Linked DNA regions of Homo sapiens: all the other regions are linked to region 3. Evidence: chromatin contacts called from ENCODE Hi-C data. All regions are on one chromosome and are shown on one strand. The core of a region is the stretch at or near the end of the contact, and the rest is flanking DNA. Distances in the headings are between cores, read along the strand shown.

Region 1 (3,783 bases), core at 110-2,609, 47 kb after region 3:
TGAAGGAAGAAAAGAAGGAAGGGAGGGAGGAAGGAGGAAGAGCAAAAGGGAGAAAGAAAAGAAGTGAGGAAGGGAGGAGGTAACAGGAAGAAGTGACTTAATCTAAAAAACATTTATCAACATGTTCTCCTTTGCATTTGCACTTGGTTTGAGGCTTCATATTACCCAAGCCCATGATATTGTTGGATATCATGAAGCCAATCAAGTTCTCTAAGACTCTGCGAGACTATCTGACCTCTGTCCTTCAAACATTACACCAGCATACCAAGTGTCTTTGGCTACTAAGCAGAATCACAGCAGCAGTATCATTAAGCCTTTATATTTGTTTCTGTCATTCTTGAATATCCCACTAAAATCAAAATCCATTTCAAGAACAGAGAGTAATCAGACATACATTTTGTATCACTTTTTCATCCCTAAGCTCTTTTTTCACTCCCTCCCTGGATTCTCCTTTTTGCTCCACAATCTTCTTATGGCGATTTTCACCTCTGCATTCCTGAGTGTGTAAATGATGGGGTTCAGCATGGGGGTGATGACCGTGTAGAATACAGCCACAAGTTTATCTTCAGTGAAAGTGGAAGAAGGTCGCATGTAGAGGAAGATAGCAGGTCCAAAAAACAAGATGACCACTGTGATGTGAGAAGCACAGGTGGAGAGGGCTTTGTGCCTCCCCTCTGCAGAATGGTTCCTCAAGTTGACCAGAATGACAATATAAGAGGACACCAAGATGAGGAAGGAGAAGACAGAGAATAATCCACTGTTGGCCAACACAATAACCCCCTCCATGAAGGTGTCAGTGCAGGCAAGCTTGAATAAAGGCTGGAGGTCACAGAAATAGTGGTCAATCACATTGGGACCACAGAAGGGCAATTGGATGATAACGAGAATCTGAATTATGGAGTGACAAAAGCCCCCCAGCCAGGAACCAGCCACCAGAAGGTGACACAGTTGACGACTGATAATGTTCATATAATGAAGAGGCTTGCAAATGGCCACGTAGCAATCATAGGCCATCACCACAATCAAAAGGATCTCAGCAACCCCAAAGAAGTGGAAGAAGAATATCTGAGTCAGACAGCCTTCCAGAGAGATGGTTTTAATCTTGGCAAGTAAGTCTATGATGAATTTAGGGGCGATAGTGGAGGAATAACTGATCTCCACCAAGGACAGGCAGCTAAGGAAGAAGTACATGGGAGAATCCAGACTCTTGCTGATACTGACCGTCAGAACGATGAGGCCATTGCCCACCACCGTGGCAAGGTACACGGGGAGAAACACCACAAAGCATACACTCTGCACAGCTGGATCCTGGAAAAGGCCAGTGAAAATCAACTCAGTCACATTACTTGTACTGGCCATGGATTCCACTCAGAGAAGACAGATCTCAGAGAAGAGCCCTGTGACAAAGCACATGCAATCATAACGCTAATCCTTCATGTTTATTTAGCACTTGCTTGTTAATAAAACCCTTTTATGCATATTTTCTGACTCATTTGTTTATTTATTTATATAGTCAATGTTTATTCATTTGGTGCTCAATAGCCTACCCTATGCAAGACACTGGTCAAGCAGCCCCACAAAAACTCTATGATCCCCATATAACAAGTAAGAAAACTGAGGCTCAGAGAATTTGTGAATTAGCCAAGCCTCCCAGGTCATATTATTCCAACTCATACATTACTTTAAGTAAAAAAAATTACCGCTTTCAGCATGAAAACCATTTATATTAATTACTAACATTTCTCCTATTCTCCATTTTCTCTGGTCATGTCTTTGTGTTAGAGATTGTATAGTGACCTTCTGCTCCTGACTCTTTTGTTTCCTCCATTTATTTACTCCCCAGAAATGCCAATCTAAGTGAAACATCTCCATTTTAGGGAATATCTTTGATGTTTTCATTACATGAACTATGTAAGTTTCTGAATTCTTTCAGACCCTATGGTTTTTGCCCAGTCCTATAGCTTCATGAATTTTACAACCATTTTGAGAAAATGTTGGCAGCTGAGAGCTAAGTGAACATCCAGAAGTTGTTTGGAGAATAGCTCCCTATCAAACAATAGTTTGAATATAACATATGGACAACACCACTTTGCTTGTTTCTGTCTTCCAGTTTGCTTGCCATTAGCAAACATTTTTGTCAGCAGAAGGTGCAGGATTTCTTTTAAAATAACTCTTTAAACCAAAGATTTTATTAAGTACCTACCACAGGCCTAGGCAACTCAGGACATAGGAAAGGAGAATGGAACATGGTTCTAGCCTGAAGAGGCTTGTAACTTCAAATGATTAAACAACACATTTATGAAAAGAAGGAGAGAAAAACTTCAAGATTTTCTCTGCTTTCAAAACTATGTTGAAGTATCTCGGGCCGGGAGCAGTGGCTCAGGCCTGTAATCCCAGCACTTTAGGAGGCCGAGGTGGGTGGATCAACTGAGGTCAGGAGTTCAAGATCGGCCTGGCCAACATGGTGAAACCCCATCTCTACTAAAAATACAAAAATTAACCGGGCATGCTGGTGGGCACCTGTAATCCCACCTACTCAGGAGGCTGAGACAGGATAATCACTTGAACCCGGGAGGTGGAGGTTGCAGTGAGCCAAGATCTCACCATTGCACTCCAGCCTGGGTGACAAGAGCAAAACTCCGTCTCAAAAAATATTAAATAAAATAAAATTATTTTGAAGTATCTCTTATTCACCTTACTTTTCCTTCTTCCACTTGTGCTTCCATTTGAAAATATTCAATACTTTTTCCTCCCCAATTTCTCTCATAGTGAAAATTTGAAGAGAAACACAAGGTAAAAATCTGCTGAAAGATGCTCAGTAAGGAGCTTGGCTAAAACTGGAGATGAAGTGGAGTATTAATTGGTGAAGAAAAAAAAAAGAGGTACCCAAGAAAACAACTGAAAGGGAAAGAGAAAGCAAGATGGGACTCTCTTACCGGTGTAGAGGAATAGAAATAAGGGAAGCTTCAAAAACAACACAAGAAGGCTGCCAAGGGGTCTGGTGGCCTGGAGGAACTAGAGCATCTTGTTAGCTCATGTTTGCCATCATGTGGTTGTTAGGATGATGATGAAGATGGTGAACATGGTGGTTACCAGATGTTTACCATCTTCATTGTCATTGTCTTCCTAACAACCACAACAACTGCAGATGCTGCTGCTGTGTATTCCGGGTCTACTGTGTGCTAGACTGTGATAAGCATCTTACAGTCATCCCCTCATTTAATTCTTCCTGTACCTCTTTGAGGTAGCTAATTATTAGATGAGAGAAATGAGGCTTACAGAAGTTTAGTAACTTGTCCAAAGAAACATAGCTTGCGAGTGTTTGAGCCATAGCTGAAACCGAGCCTATGTAAATAAGGGTAGTGGAGAGCCACCACACCTCAGCTGGAGGAGAAAGGGGTTAGCCACCCCAGGGCCTTGGAGAAATAGCATCAAGACCTATGGTCAATACAAAACTTGGCCAAATTCATTTACTAATCCCACCCTGTGAATAGCAGGAGCATCATTAGAAACTCTACATTATTGGGAATGTTCCATTTCCACCATTTCTGGATCATGCAAGACCAAGAAACCATGTAGGATCCTGCGCAGAGTGTGAGACTCAGGGATTCCCCTCTCCTACTTTACCCAAAGGCAAGGATTTTGGTGGGAGGCAGAACTGCAGCTGGTGAGACCAAGCTATGGAATCTGTCATTCTCTTCCAGCGCAGGTGAGCTGAAGAAACCCCTCTCACACTGGGCCTTATAGCAGCACCATCATTTTCCCTGTCCCTCAGGATTGAAA
Region 2 (3,647 bases), core at 3-2,502, 61 kb before region 3:
GAATCACTTAAACCTGGGAGGCGAAGGTTGCAGTGAGCTGAGATCGTGCCACTGCACTCCAGCCTGGGTGTTGAAGTGAGACTCCGTCTCAAAAAAAAAAAAGTCAGTGAAGATGAAATTATGCTTAAGATGGAATACAACTATACATGATACAAAAAAAGTAAGGCTTGGTTTGTTTCACTTACAAAAATAAAGTCATTTTTATTTCCTGCTTTACCACTCATTTTCCACCTGCAATTTCTTACCATGTAAAGAGCTTTCTCATGGCATTTTTTACCTCTTCATTTCTCAGGGTATAAATGAGTGGATTCAACATAGGTGTCAGAATACCATAAAATAATGCCATATTTTTGTCTATAGGTAAAGTAGAAAATGGATGCACATAAGTAAATATACAGGGCACAAAGAACAAGGCAACAACAATGAAGTGGGCTCCACAGGTGGAGAGGGCTTTGCATCTCCCATCTGCACTGTGGGACCTCAAGGAGTACAGGATGACAATGTAGGAGGCAGCCAGCATGAGGAAGTTCAACAGGCAGATTAAACCACTGTTGGCAACCACCAGCAGACCAATGACATACGTATTGGTGCAGGCAACTTCCAGCAAAGGGTACAAGTCACAGGCAAAGTGATTGATCACATTGGGCCCACAGAAGGGCAACCAAAGGACCAGGAGGAGCTGAACCAATGAATGCAGGAAGCCCCCAAGCCAAGCCACCCCTACAAGCATGGCACAGAGATGCCTGGTCATGATGGTAGTATTGTGCAGGGGCTTACAGATGGCCACATAGCGGTCATAAGCCATCACTGTGAGCAGAATGATCTCAACACCTCCCAAAAAATGAGCTCCAAAGAGCTGAGCCATGCAGCACTCATAAGAGATGGTTCTCCCCTCATACAATGAGTCAGCAATGAGTTTAGGAGCCATAGAAGAAGAATAAAAGGTGTCAATAAAGGATAGGTTGGCCAGGAAAAAATACACAGGGGAAGCCAGCGTGGGGCTGGAGGTGATAGTGACCACAATGAGCATGTTGCCACAAACCGTGACCACATAGATCAGCAAAAAGACCACAAAGAGAACTCTCTGTACCTCTGAGTTCTGTGAGAGCCCCAGCATGAAAAATTCTGTGATATTTTGTGGTATGTCCATAGATTCCAAGGTCACTGAGAATGCAGGTGCAGTATTGCCTATAAAGACAAGGAGAAACATAAGTAATAGAACTAATTGCATGGGGGAAAAACATTGCAAGTTTTCCTTTAATATATCCTTTGTTCCTCTTAACCCTCTTCTGTTCCAAAATTCTTATACAAATTTAATCTTCTGACCACAAAATGTCTGTTAACTTTAGCATCACTGGGCACCACATATCTCAGTTATTAGATGAAAATAATAACTTAATTATCTAAATTTGCATTTTTGTGGCTGCTGGGATTGAACATTTATCAGACATTTATTTTCCATTTCAAACTGGAGTAAATCTCTGATCACTTTCAACATAGATTAGATCACACTTGAGAAAACCATGTAGAGTTAAGACCTCCTGAAATCTCCTGAAATCTCTGCATGTATGGTCCATACTTTGAATTAAACTTTCTTCTTGGGGTTTGCAATGAGGTTGGTTACACTTTTTGTTGGTTTTTCCAATGCTAATACAAATTGATATAAAACAAACTAAAGCAGGATTGGAAGAAACTGACTTGGTTGTGGCTAGAAACTTACCAAATTCTCTACTTCTCTACTTTCTCATTTGCTGCATCTGCATACTGTGAATAGCATCATGCCTAGGAAGACAACTTAGCTTTCTCCTCCCCCTTGTTTTGTACATTTTTACATACTTCTGAGTTTTGCTTTCTCTGACCTTGGTGTAATCCTTCTAGTTAAGGACTACTAGTCCCCCTGCAATCTACGGGGAGGACTCAAAGTAAAAAACAAAATTTAAAAAAAGGGGAGTATCAGTGAAAGGTACTAGTAGATGATTATCTGCCTATAACTACATAAGGGAAGCTACAAGGGCGGAGGGAACAGATGCTCTGTCTTAACCAGCTATCAGTTATAACCTTATGTGGCAGAATATTCCTACTCACCCTTTATTCCCCTAATGATACTAAGGAAATGCCTATGAAATAGACCTAATAGTCCAGTAGATAGTTGTGGGGTTTGTTGGAGGGACTTAAAAATTGCTCTTCTGGTCTTAAAATTTACATTTCTCTTATCTGAATTCCCTCCTCAAAACATTCACCCTCAGACATCCCAAAAACTATCAAAAAACTAAAACTCACCAAATCACTGTATTCAGGCAATAAGATATCAGACTCCATATTTATCATAATTGCTTCCTTAGCCCTCCCTGTTTTCCTAACCGACCACCTACTTCTTATTGTCCAACTCCTCTTCCTTACCTGTCTCTAACTCCTGTTTTAACAGTTAACGTTTCCTCCCTGCTATATAAACCCCTAATTTCAGTTGGTTGAGGAGACTGATTTGAGACTAATCTACCTTCCAACTGCAATACCCAATTAAAGCCTTTTTCCCCAGGAATACTCATCTCAGTAATTGGCTTTCTGTGTGGCCAACAGCAGGACCTAGACAAAACCCCTGGCACTTTGGTAACACCTGTGCCTATCTTAAATTTTGAAACTGTCACTAACCCTCTCCACCACCCTATCCTTTTCCTGGAAACATAGGTCTTCTTAAAGTAGTTGAATCCTCCAACTTGCTGCAGATTTAATGCTCAGTATGACAAGAATTAAAGGAGAACCATCAAGTGTCAGAAGAAGAAAGAGGTACCCAGATATATAGAAACACTGGAGAGAAAATTCATATACTGATCATGAAACTGCTACCTTTTTCTCTCTCTACACTTCATTGCAAGAAGGTAAATATAGCTCCTGCAAGTGACAAGTCTGATGGGGACTTTTTGAAGGTAGAACATTATGGCCAAAAACACAGACAACAGTGATGAGAGGAAACACCTACATAGAATTTAGCCTTTGCCAAGCACTATCCAAACACTTACATAGGTCAGCTTGTTTAATCCTCACATCATTCCCATGAAGTAGATTACTGTTTTTATCCTCATTTTCAGAGGAAGAAAGTAAGAAATGCTTAACTAATCAGTGACAGAACTGGGGCTTGTACTGAGGCAGTCTTGCCACAGAGTTTGTGGGCTTCACAGTACCATACTGTCACTTAAACACATCGGGTTTGAATCCCTCCCCTTCTCTGCCATTTTATTGGCTGTGTTACTATGAACAACTTCTTGAGACTCAATGTTCTTATCTGTAAAATGAAGATAAGAGTACAGCAACACCCTGAGGCTGCAGAGAGACATAAAAAGCAATGTATATCAAGCATTTGTACAGTAAACATTCAATACATGGAGTCTCTATGACCATCGTCGTCATCCCGGGCAATAAATTCTTCATATGGCTTAAGGAGACAAAAACTTAAATGTATACATTCAGGACTAAGCAGGTATTAATATGGGTATAGTTTCATTATAAATATGAAAAATGCTCTAATACTGATCCTCATGCAGAACACAGCAGTGGTAGAGAAAATGTAATCAGTGTGAGTGGTATACAATGTAGACAAATAATGGATTTATATGCCCAGAAATGAAAATGATAAGCTGATTCATCTCTGT
Region 3 (4,020 bases), core at 151-2,650:
TCAACGTCTTCCATTCTCAGGACTAACCCTTCTCAGTCAGCTTGCCTGCTTAAAACCCTCTCAGCAAAACCTCAGTATGTCAAGTCAAGAGACTTTCCAATCATGCAAATGTTCAAACTGATAGGACATAATGACCAGTGCTCCCTGAAACAGTCATTCTCAATCCTCACCTCCCTCTTCACCATTCCCAGACTGACCTGGTTTTCTGGAAGAGTTTATTCTCTTTAGACCAACCAATATATCTCAAAGCCACTGTCAGATTTGGAAGCACAGCACTAGAAGACCCCTCTTACTCCATCCTAGAGCTCCCTTTAATCTTGTCCAATCCCATAAGATGAGGAAACTGAAACTTCAAAAAAGGTGACTGGCCCAAGGCCACTCACTCCATTGGGCAAGGTAGATGCAGAGTGAGATCTTACATGCCCCAATTTCCCATCCCTTACTCCTCCTATTTTCCCTAACTAAATCATCTACTTCTCTTCTCAAATTACTTTTCCCCCAATAAATCTCCTCATGGCATTTTTCACTTCAGCATTCCTGAAGGAGTAAATCACAGGGTTTAAGAGAGGTGTGACCACTGTATAAAATACAGCAACTATCTTGTCTGCAGGGAGGGTGACACAGGGCCTAATATAGACCAAGGAGCAAGGTATGAAGAACAGGTCGACAACTGTGACATGAGAGGCACAGGTGGAGAGGGCCTTGTGCTGCCCCTCCAAGTTGTGGCTTCTCAGGAAGTGCAGGATGATCAGGTAGGAAGCCATCAGCACGAAGAAACTGACTACGGAGATGGAGCCGCCATTGGTGATGATCAGCAGGCTAATGAAGAAGGTGTCTGCGCAGGCCAGCTCCAGCACTGGGTGGACATCACAGAAGTAGTGGTCCATGATGTTGGGGCCACAGAACGGGAGCTGGAAAATCAGGAAGGTTTGCCCAACAGAATGCAGCAGGCCCCCGCCCCATGCTATCCTCACGAGGAGACCACACATTCGCTGGTTCATGATGGCCATGTAGTGCAAGGGCTTGCAGATGGCCACATAGCGGTCATAGGCCATCACCATCAGGAGAAAGGCCTCAGTGCCACCAAAGAAATGGAGGGAAAACATCTGTGTGAGGCAGCCCTTGAGAGAAATGACTTTCCTCTTGATAAAGGAGTCAAAGATAAGCTTGGGGGCCATGACAGAACAGTAGCAGATCTCCACAAAGGATAAGTAGCTGAGAAAGAAATACATGGGGGAGGTGAGCACTTTGCTGGCCAGGATGGTCACCACAATGAGGCCATTGCCCAGCACAACAGCTGTGTACATGAGGAGAAACATCACAGAAATGACCCTCTGCTCACTCCAATTCTGGGAAAATCCCACGAAAATTATTTCAGTCACATTGTTTGTAGCAACCATATTTTAAAGCACAGGAGCTGACAGCCTGGAATCACAGAAATCAAAGAACTCTCCTCAATCATTAGAAACATCCTTCCCAGGCCTGAGGACTATCATCATCCTGCTCCCTCTTGAGTTTGTTCTCTCCCTTGGTTTTCCCCAAAACATGTTCTGAGACAAGTGAACAAAACAGCAAATATCAGCTGCTTGATGTTATTCCCAACATAAGCCTCGATTTTGTAGTGTTGCGGCCTTGAAGTGTTTTTGCTGATCTAGCACATGCTGATTGAATGCTCACAAGAAAAATCAGAGGACATTTTATAGATAAGAAAAAAACTGAGACTCAGAGAGGTCCAGCCACTTGCCCAAAGCCACACAGCTCTTATTTGAGCCCAGATCTGTGTTTCTCAAAATGTACATGCTTCCACTACATCTCCTATGCCTAAAGAGTGCCTGATGTCTACATCTGCTTGTGCAGACTTGTCATGTCCCAGGGTTCTGATTAAAGGGTCCCAGGGTTAAGCACATCAACAAGCCCTCAGAACAGTCAGCTACATTATAAAATGGGACTGAATATGCTAAGTGACATACTAAGTCACAGAAATAAAAATATTGTGTAAGTCCACTTATACAGCACCTAGAGTACCTAGAATAGTCAAATTCATAGAGACAGAAAGTAGAATGGTGGCCGCCAGGGACTGCAGGGGGAGGAAGAATATGGAGTTAGTGTTTCATGGTAGTTTCAGTTTGGGGCAATGAAAGGTGTTCTAGAGATGAAAGGTGGTGATGGCTGCACAATTATGTGAATGTATTTTAATGTTACTCAGCTATACACTTAAAAATTGTTAAGATGGTAAATCCTGTTGTGTATTTTACCCCAATTTAACTAACTAATTATTGAAATGCCTTCTGACTTGTTACTGCCTCATAAATTTCCCCTTCTCCATACCTTCCTCCAAGAACAGTGGTTGAGGCTTTGTGATTTTCCTTTCCTCTTCTCAGTTTCTTTCTTATGCCTATTAGGGAACCTGGTTAGCTTCACAGATTTGAGGTTGGGGTTGAGAAATGTTAGCACTCGGTGTAGAAAACTCATTCCACGTGATAGTATAAGGCAAGATTGATATGATGAACCACTATAAGGTACTCTGCAGAAGTGAGTGATGTGGTAGAAGCATGTACATCTCGAAAATACAGACCTTGGTCCAAAGAAGAGTTGTGTGGCCTGGGACAAGTGATGAAACCTCTCTGAGCCTCAGTTTCCTGATCTATAAAACAGCCATAATGCCATCCCCTCGTTGTTGTGCCCTCCCTTTAGCTCCCCACCATGCTCCTCTGTGTACCCAGCTGATCCTTCTGCCATATACCAATCTTTCACACACAGGATGTTTATGCAGAAGGCAGGAATCTTACATGGGGAGGTTTCATCCTCACGGAAACAATGACTCTATCACTAGGTGAGTATTTTCTGTGAAATTTAGCTTGAAAGCAAATGTTCTATAATTACTTCTGGTTTGGAGTGTCAATGAGAGGTCCCCTCAAAGGATTTGTAAGGACCACTTTAGTCTTCTGATTTTAAAAGATTCATTGTTGTATTTTTAGTCCAAGCGTATTGAAGGTTAACAGAACAAGATGTATTTACAATATAATCATCAAATTGTCTCAAAAAGCTACAAATTGAGTGGATTTAGAGTAGAATTTTTAAAAGGAAATTAACATGTATTAAGCCTCTGCACGGAAAAGAAATACCTTTGAGAGATAATTTCATAAAGAGGTCAATAGATGTGTAAACCACTGACAGTGTTAGTGACATTTTGCCTGCGATGTCTAAAATACTTTAATACTGACTTTGTAATTGGCAGGGCCAAAAGAAGAGAACCTGAAACATAAATCTGTGTTCTAATCAGACAGCACATTAAATGGACATTTCCGGGGTTCACAGTTAAGGAAACCTAAAATGGGGATGCACACAGAATCTCAAAGAAGGCCTAACCTCAGTAAACAACTTCTGTGAAAATTTCTAAATATTTAAAATGAAACCAGTCCCTACTTTGTGGTTTCTTATTTCACTTTTCCTGTCATAGAACCTCATGTACTATGAGGTTTTGAAAAATAAGATTGGTCAGACTGGTCTTTTCGAACATTCTTCTCTCCAAAGATATCCTATCACAGAGAAGTCAGATGCAGAGGCCTCTCTCCTTCCTAGTTTCCTATACAGAGTAATCATAAGCTGTCAAATTTGTAAGGGGGCTCATGGATTCTTCATGTCACAGAAGAGGAATCTGGGGCCCAAAGTCACATACAGCTGGTTGGTGCAGAGCCTGAACTAGAACTAGGTGTCTCAGCTTCCCATTCAATGCTTGCTTTATAGATCATCAAATCCATTGAGTCTTCCACCTGGTGCTCACCCAAATCCAGCTTCCAGAATGCAGCAATAACAGGGACAGGGAAGAGAATTGTGTTTACAACAAAGGCCAAGCCAAGTGGAAGAGTAAAATCTTTTCTTTTCATTATTATACTTTAAGTTTTAGGGTACATGTGCACAACTTGCAGGTTTGTTACATATGTATACCTGTGCCATGTTGGTGTGCTGCACCCATTAACTCATCATTTAACATTAGGTATAACGCTGTCCCTCCCCTCT

The links. Hi-C counts contacts between places; a loop is a spot of excess contacts on that map.
Region 1: a map of heart left ventricle shows a loop between it and region 3 (7-fold over the local background). The contact joins the promoter of OR4B1 here to the promoter of OR4X1 in region 3. A Hi-C loop is called at or near these places in 3 of 168 maps with a recorded cell type or tissue (heart left ventricle, posterior cingulate gyrus and transverse colon).
Region 2: a map of K562 shows a loop between it and region 3 (4-fold over the local background). The contact joins the promoter of OR4C3 here to the promoter of OR4X1 in region 3. A Hi-C loop is called at or near these places in 2 of 168 maps with a recorded cell type or tissue (CD8-positive, alpha-beta T cell and K562).

The regions. Positions count from the first base shown.
Region 1 is chr11:48,214,386-48,218,168 of GRCh38, reverse strand. It overlaps OR4B1 (olfactory receptor family 4 subfamily B member 1), which reads right to left and starts at 1,359. Exons shown (of 1, transcript NM_001005470.1): 1 at 430-1,359. The coding sequence starts at 1,359. The coding sequence ends at 430.
Region 2 is chr11:48,322,525-48,326,171 of GRCh38, reverse strand. It overlaps OR4C3 (olfactory receptor family 4 subfamily C member 3), which reads right to left and starts at 1,252. Exons shown (of 1, transcript NM_001004702.2): 1 at 217-1,252. The coding sequence starts at 1,150. The coding sequence ends at 242.
Region 3 is chr11:48,261,241-48,265,260 of GRCh38, reverse strand. OR4X1 (olfactory receptor family 4 subfamily X member 1) reads right to left here and starts at 1,400. Exons shown (of 1, transcript NM_001004726.1): 1 at 483-1,400. The coding sequence starts at 1,400. The coding sequence ends at 483.